Linked DNA regions of Homo sapiens: region 1 is linked to region 2. A link is a loop called in an ENCODE intact Hi-C map of the cell type or tissue named here. Cell type or tissue: dorsolateral prefrontal cortex. All regions are shown on one strand.

The links. Peaks named below come from ENCODE experiments on the same cell type or tissue, not always from the same donor. Only the 100,000 strongest peaks of a DNase experiment are listed, where the experiment ranks them.
Region 1: a loop joins it to region 2, with 4 times the contacts of the local background. A loop is called at or near these places in 4 of 110 quality-filtered maps.

The regions. Positions count from the first base shown.
Region 1 is chr1:66,155,099-66,159,098 of GRCh38, reverse strand. The region is part of intron 3 of PDE4B (phosphodiesterase 4B); the gene reads right to left. Among named protein-coding and RNA genes, the nearest start is that of PDE4B-AS1, 110 kb to the right of the region's middle. In dorsolateral prefrontal cortex, no CTCF peak of the experiment used is centred here; no DNase peak of the experiment used is centred here; H3K27ac peaks cover 4,000 bases.
Region 2 is chr1:65,990,413-65,994,412 of GRCh38, reverse strand. The region is part of intron 3 of PDE4B (phosphodiesterase 4B); the gene reads right to left. Among named protein-coding and RNA genes, the nearest start is that of PDE4B-AS1, 58 kb to the left of the region's middle. In dorsolateral prefrontal cortex, a CTCF peak has its summit at 1,769; DNase peaks (open chromatin) are centred at 1,300 and 1,742; H3K4me3 peaks cover 3,462 bases; H3K27ac peaks cover 4,000 bases.

The sequences.
Region 1 (4,000 bases), 160 kb before region 2:
ATAACTTTCAAAATTCTCTCTCGTAGCTATCTTGAAATATACAATACATTTTTATTACGTGTCACCTTATTGTGTAATAGAACATCAGAACTTGTTCTTCCTAACTGTAAGTTTGTACCCTTTTGCTAACTTCTCTCCATCTTCCTTTACCCACTACCCTTCTCAGCATCTGGTAACCACTATTCTAATCTCTACTTTTATGAGATCATCTTTTTTAGATTCCACAAATGAGTGAGATCATGCAGTATTTGTCTTTCTGTGCCTAGCTTATTTCACTTAACATAATGTCCTCCAAGTTCAACCACGTTGCCACAAATGACAGGATTTCATTTTGTGTTATGATTGGATAGTATTCCGTTGTGTATATATGCCATGTTTGCTGTATTCATTTACCCACTGATAGGCACTTAGTTTGATTCCGTATTTTGGCTATTGTGAATAATGCGGCAATAAACATGGGAGTGACAATATCTCTTTGACATACTGATTTTCTTTGAATATATAACTAGTAGTGGGATTGCTGGATAATATGGTACTTCTAGTTTTAGTTTTTTGAGGAAACTCTTTACTATTTTCCAGAATGGCTGTACTAATTTACATTCTTACCAACAGTATATGAGTTCCCCTTTCTCTACTGGAGTGTGGTTTTGATTTGCATTTCCCTGACAATTAGTGATGTTGAATATTTTTTTGACATACCTGTCACTCATTTACATGTCTATTCAGGTCTTTTGCCCATTTTGAAATAGCATTGCTTGTTCTTTTGCTGGATATTAACCCCTTGTCAGGTGCACAGTTTGCAAGTTACCTTTTCTCATCCTATAGGTTATCTCCTCACTCTTGATTGTTTCTGTTGCTGTGCAGTAGCTTTTAAGTTTGGTGTAATACCATTGTGTTTTCTCTGCTGCCCTTTTAAGTTTCACTGGGTCAAAAGTTTAAAATTTGTGAATTCCTATATTTTTAGGGCAATTCTCCTGCCACTGTTGGAATTATGCCTCAATCTATGCAGTAGAATATTAGTGTGAAATGCTTCTGTACCAATGGAGATGATGCTGATGTCTCTATCATAAACCCATACCTCATCAACACAAACTGCAATTACACAAGTGCTCTAATATCATGTATCTCCATTTATCCAAAAGAATCTGAAATCATGTTCTCAAAATACTTCCTCAGAATATGCTAGAGATATCAAAAAATATGAAAAGATGATCACTTTTTACATGGGCTTTGATCATGAAAAAAAAACACTTGACTTCTAGTTAAAAGGTTTATATTTAAATCTCATTCTTTCATTCAATATCTATTTGTTGGACACCTACAATATTATAGCACTGTTCTAGATGTTGGGAATACAGGAGAAAACAAACCTCTTGGAATTATATTCCACTGAGAGAAAGAGAGATCATAAATAATTAAGCAAATATATACTATATTGACCAGTAAGGGAATAAGGAAAATAAAGAGGGTTAAGGGACAAAAAGCTGTAGGATGAGGAAGAGAGATTACCTTTGAGTAGAATCAGAAGGAGTTGAGGGAATGAATTATGAGAAGGTCTGGTAGAGGAAAATTCTAGACAGAGCCAGTAAATGCAAATACCTTAAGGTAGAACTAAGTTTGAACAGAAAGGTAGGGCCCAGGTCATGAAGGTCTATAAGTTCTAGAAAAAACTGGGTTTTCATCAGAATGTAAAGGGAATACCACTGGATCATTTGAAAGTATCACTTTGGCTGCACTGCAAAAGGAGCTAGAAAGGAAGTGAAGAACCAAGTTAAAAAGCTGTTCCAGAAGTCTAAGTGACAATAAAGGTGGCTTTCTCTAGGTTGGCAGAGGTGTAGGTAGTAATAACTAGTCAGATTCTAGGGACGTGTGGACAGACAAGATGCTGCGAATGAGAAAAGAGAGGACTTAGGGATGACATCTACATTTTCAGCTAGGGCGGCATCTGTGCATGAATTTAGCACCACTTGCTGAGAAGGGGAGCACTGGCATTACAGCAGGGTCCTCCAGGGTTCAGTTTTAGGATTGTAAGTTTGAGATGCCTATCTAAAGAGAGTTAAGAAGGCTGTTGGCTACACAAGTTTAGAGCTCAAGGGAGAGAACTGGGTTGAAGATAGAAATTGGGAGCCATCAGCTTTCAAATCATGTTGAAAACTAGGGTCTGGTTGAGATCACCTTGGGAGTAAGAGAGACAATAACTGAGGAGCGGGACCATTAAAAGTGTGGAGGAGCAAAACCCAGTGAGGTAGGTGGGAAACCAGTGAAATATACTGTGTCTGAAGCCAAGTGAAGAAGAGTGTTTCCAGGAGGAGAGAGTGAATAGACACGATGGGCATTCCTAATGACCTTGATAAAAGCAATTTCAGTGAAGTTGTGGGAACAAAAACCAGATCTGACTTGACTGACGCAAGAATGTTAGGTGAGAAAGTCAAGATAATGAACATAGACAACTCTTGGGCTTTGCTGTAAAAGAAAGAAGATATACAGGTTTGTTTGTTTTTTTTTTCTGATGGGGAATGTGGAGTCTAAGGATGGAGATATTAGAGAATGCTTACCCAGTGAAGATAATGGTCCAATGTAGATTGAAAAATTGAGTTTAAATAGGATAATAAATGTGAGTATACTTTGTAAATTAAAAAATGCTCAACAAGTGTCAGGTGTTTGATTTTGATCTAAATGAGCATTCACTGTCTAACCTTTCTCAACAATGTCTCACAAAACATTGTATCATGTCCCTATTATAAATATTTATGATGACATCATAAACACTCTCCTACTTCTTGTTTGTGTGCAACTTATAAGAGTTGCTTTGTTAGCCACAATAATAGCTATTGAGACCGAAAAAGGATTAAATTGTTCATGTACCAATGAACTCACCCTTTTAGGTTCCTTTCACTCACTCATTCCTAATGAATCTGAAGCCAGATAAAACCACAAATGCCACTTTTTAATCCACTCTAACAAAAATATATCAAATGTTTACTATATTAAGGTAATATTAGGTTTTGTGATATTTACACTTTAGTTAGGATAATAACATTTAGACACTGAATCAACCTGTCTCTCAAGTTTATCTTTACTTCATCCCTTTTCTACTTCTCCTGATTCTGTCATGTGCCAAGTCAAGGGCATGGATTAACATTGGTTTTGTAGAAGCATAAAGTACAAGAAATCAGGCAGGGGTCAGAAATAAAAACAGAAGCAGGTAGTAAAACATCCTTATGTGAATTTAGATGATAAATGTCAGTAATGATTTTAAGCAGGGAATATCATGGTTTGATTCATGTGTTGGAAAGAGAACTCATTTGAAGTTAGATTAGATGAGGGCAAGTTAGAAGGAAAGTAATCAGTTAGAAATTAATATCACTAGGGCAGATTTGTGTTTTCTCATGATGGTATTGCCAGTACCTAGCACAAATCTTGGCATTCTATAGGTACTATATATAGCATATATGTGTATATATAGATATATACACATGTATATATAAATATGTATATATAAAAAATAAATAATCTAGTGGTTACAAATGATAGGTAACAATATAAAATCAGCTCTAGATTATGTTAGGGCAAATGAACCAATTTATTGATTGACCTTGCTAAAAATTAATTTTAAGAACATATTTCTGGAAAGATTAAAATAAGTATGAACCATGGGGTATCTACGTGGAGGCATATATTTTTGAATCTGAAATCATGAGGCAGTGAGTGTCTGGGGCAGCCATGATGGGTCCTGTGAAGTTGTGAGGGAGCAGAAATTGTAGGTAGGCAGAAGACACGAGGAAAGAGAAGAGACATATAGGGAAAGAGGAGCAAGAGGAAAATGGAATGAGTCTGTGGAGGGAAGGAGAGCAGAAGAAAGAGCTCATTCAGCTAATGAGAGAAAAACAGAAAATAGCTGACTCCAAAGGCACCTTGGCTTCCATCTTGATTTCAGCTCCAATCTATATGTAACTTTCTTTTTTTCCAGAGACAGAGTTTCACTCCTGTTTCCCAGGCA
Region 2 (4,000 bases):
GACCAAAGAAAATCTGCAATAAAGCCATTATATGAACAGTCCATTGTCAGAAAGCAAGAATAAGCACATCATATATGCCAGGCAAAGTATGTGTTGGCTAAGCATGTGGTATCTATCAAAGGCAAGCTATATATTTCTAGGCGTAACTTTAATTTGCCAATGCACTATACAGTAGATTAAGCAGACAAACATTTTAGATAAGTAGAAAATAATTCAAGTGAATATTAATTTTTAAAAATCAGATCTCCTCAATTTATAATGTTGATTGGCAACCCAGCATGTAGTCACAAAATCACTGTGTTAGAATTGCCTTTAAAATGTACATGCTCCCTATATTGCTATGGTCCCTGCTAGAAAAAACTAAGGTACAGCTACTCAATTTTTAAAGGTACCTTAATCTGAAAGAAAATATAGCCTCCAAAAAAATCTGAAGTGGCCTGGCTTTCACAGTAAAAGTGATTTAATTTCATCGTGTTTTTTCCTTACATTTCATCATTATACTGTTTAAGGACGTTACCCTACTATATTTACATACCTTGTAAACATGTATATTAAAGGTGGCAGGCTCAGTGCAAGTTTTACAGAGGGTTCTTGAATTTATTTGCTGGGTATTTAAAAAATAGCTATAAATTTTAAAGTCCATTTTTTTAAAAAAAGAAGCTCTTAAAGATAACAGCATTTTGGAATCAAAAATTAAAGTAACTGACCATGCAATTTCAGAAGTGGGAACTTAGTTTTCCCTTTCCTTAAGTATTGTAAAGATAAGTCAATAAATCAAAAACTCACTGGTTTATATGCTATAAACATGATGGTACAATACATTAAGTTAGACTTTATACATTATCTTAAAAATAAGTTAGAACTAAGATTAAAACACTTATTCATGTCCCAAAATTATTTTTTTAAAATCACTAACAATCACAAAACAAAAAAGTCACCTACCACCTCAACAGATATGAAACAAAAAACTGACTTTAAAAATTCATTTATTACTCGACTTACCTAGAATTAGCTATGTATTCTGATAAGCAGTAATTTTAAAGACTCTACAGTTAAAAGCATATTTTATCTGGAAAAAGCTAGTAGCACAATGACAATTTAGCACACAGTGCATTTATGTACTCTTCATCTGACCTGGTCTCCATTCATTTCACACTTGCAGTATGTTTTAGGAACAAAACTCAAATGTTCCATTTTCTACACTGCTAGATCACTGGTGCTAATGCGAGAATCTGAAAAGCACTGTAGATACCTCCAAGTCTTATCTTACCATGTATGAGCCACAGTGAAGCGACGACGCTGCCGAATGCTTTTATTCACCAGCAACTTTCTGAAAAAGCATGGTGAGTTCCTTGGTGAACTGCGTGGAGAAATTTTAGGAGATGTAGGTCTGTTTCCTGGTAATCTCGGAAGCTCAAGTTCTAAATGCATTTGCTCCTTGAAAGTCTTTATGCAAACCTCAGGTTCAGAAGCAGTAAGTTCCTTTGAAGAATCTTTTGCTGTCATGTCTTGTAAGGAGTGCTAGCTTTCACCATCCAAAACAAAAATCTCAAACATAGCAGAGACACTGCTGCAGGTCAGAAGACTGATAAGTCTGCAAACTATTTCCAGTTTAATTTACGAAGCTGTGACTCCAATGTATGAGCGTCTTAGAGCAAGAGCAGCATACTCGAAGAATAGCAAGTCAGGCTGTCACAAGGAGCTTTATCAGGCTGGCTTTGCCTCTGAAAATGCGCCAAAGTGCTTCCAATGTCAGTAGCCTCCTTGTGGATGAGGTTTGTCTGCAAGCTACACACTGACACTCACTGAATTCATTCAGCTGAATATATCAACTCATGAAATATTCATAAAGGCTTTTGATAAATCCTTTACATGCATTTTTTTAAAAAAAATCTTATTAAACAAGCTGCATTCACTAATGGATAGTAAGCAAAACCTAGTCACTTGTTTTGTTTGCACAAAGAGCAGACCCAGAATCCGTCCAGCATGTGTAATGTTTAAAGTCTTCATTCAGAATTATCTTGCTCTGTAATGCACACAACAGTAACTCCACCTACCAAATGCTATTGGCCCAGGATTATTTAAACAATTGCACTCTGTTTCCCCCTTAACAACACCCTTCATCGCTTTAGATTTCCACAAAATTTGTGAGGCTAACTGTCTTCATCACAGTAAAAACTGATTAAATCCAGGATTGTCAAAAAAAGCTAGCTAAAATAGCCTTCTGAATTCCATTTTTGAATGAAAGAGCTGATTTGCTGAAGTTTTTTTTTCCTCCCTTCTCCAGAAGATCCAAAACAGCATCAATATAAAAAATGTCAGCGAACAGGAAAACATTGGATTTGGTTCATTCCCCCAAGGAATTTAATGCCCAATCTTTATTACAATAAACATTACCCTCATTCTTCTGTTTAAGCTCATTGTTCATGGGTTGCCAACAGCAGCCACTCTATGCTAGATGCACAGCCACTTTGACAGCAAAGCTCACAAAACTGGAATGAAGGTAACAACCAGGAAAAATGAATACTCTCAGTTAAAGCACAGAGTCCAAAGTCAAGCACTATGCATGTGTTTGTGTGTGTGCAGATAGGTGTACAAGATACTGTATGCTTGTGTGTGGGCATATACATTTGAGAGTGGGTGTATTCTTTGTTCACAAAGAATGCAAGTGAGACTTACGGACAGGCGAGTCCAAAAAATGCCTCAAGTCCAAAAGCAGATCACTGTAACCTAACATGTAGATATATATTGGAATACAGCTTCTATACTTTAAAAGGCATATGAGGAAGTAGAAACAATATAGTGGTGCTTGAAGTTTCTGGATGTTATGAAAAGTCTATACCGGCAATGATTGTCACAAGGGCCAGCCTGATCTCAAATAAGTTTGACAAAGCAGAACTAGGGCTCATCAGCAAGATCAGCAAGAGTGACAGAAAAGAAATGATTCTCGGTAAGACTTCAGTGAAAAAGAGAGACATTTAATTCTCCCACTAAGATGTGAGAGATGTCTTCTACGCTTATAAAATCATTTGGGCTGAGCGTGGTGGCTCATGCCTGTAATCCCAACACTTTGGGAGGCCGAGGCAGGCGGATCAGTTGAGGCCAGGAGTTTGAGACCAGTCTGGCCAACATGGGGAAACCTCGTCTCTCCTTAAAAAAATACAAAAATTACCCAGGCTTGACGGCACACACCTGTAATCCCAGCTACTCAGGAGGATGAGGCACGAGAATCACTTGAACCAAGCAGGTGGAGGTTGCAGTGAGCCAAGATCACGCCACTGCACTCCAGCCTTGGTGACAGTGTGCCTTTGTCTCAAAAAAAAAAAAAAATCATTCATCTGTGTCAGATATTCAGGCTAAAATGTGCTAAATATCTAAAGGACTAAATAAGAGCAGACTAACTCCTACATGTAGGAGCAAGTAAGACCCATACCAGCCCTTGGGAAAGTGGTTGAAACATAGTAGGAAGGGTTTAAATTACTGGTTTACGGTACTACTCTGGAAAGCAGAACATTTCAATAATTAACTAAAATATATTATGAACAAAAGCACAGTTATAGAATTTTAGATTTGCACTGAATCCTAGTAATCACCTTGTTCAGCTTCTCATTCCAAAGACAAGGTAACAGAGCTAGAGAATTTAAGCAACTTACCTAAAATCATATTAGCTGCTGATGTTAGAGCTAAAACTAAAACCCAGGTTTTTTGATTCCCAATGGAATGATCTTTAATTCAATTACAAAATTGTAATTTTGTTCAAGTAGGCTCTAATGCATGTTTTAATATCTAAAGATATTTTAACTGCCCTATTTGAGAAGACAAACTATTAGTAATGTCACAGGAGAAAATATGGCTATAAGCTACCTATTATTTGCTGAATTATGAAAACAAAGCTGGGACTTTCCTCCAGCAATAATATGATTTAAAACTGGGACATGAAAATATGTGATTTTGCCATTATTCATAGTGATGTATTGGCAAAAAAAACCCCAGCAATTTG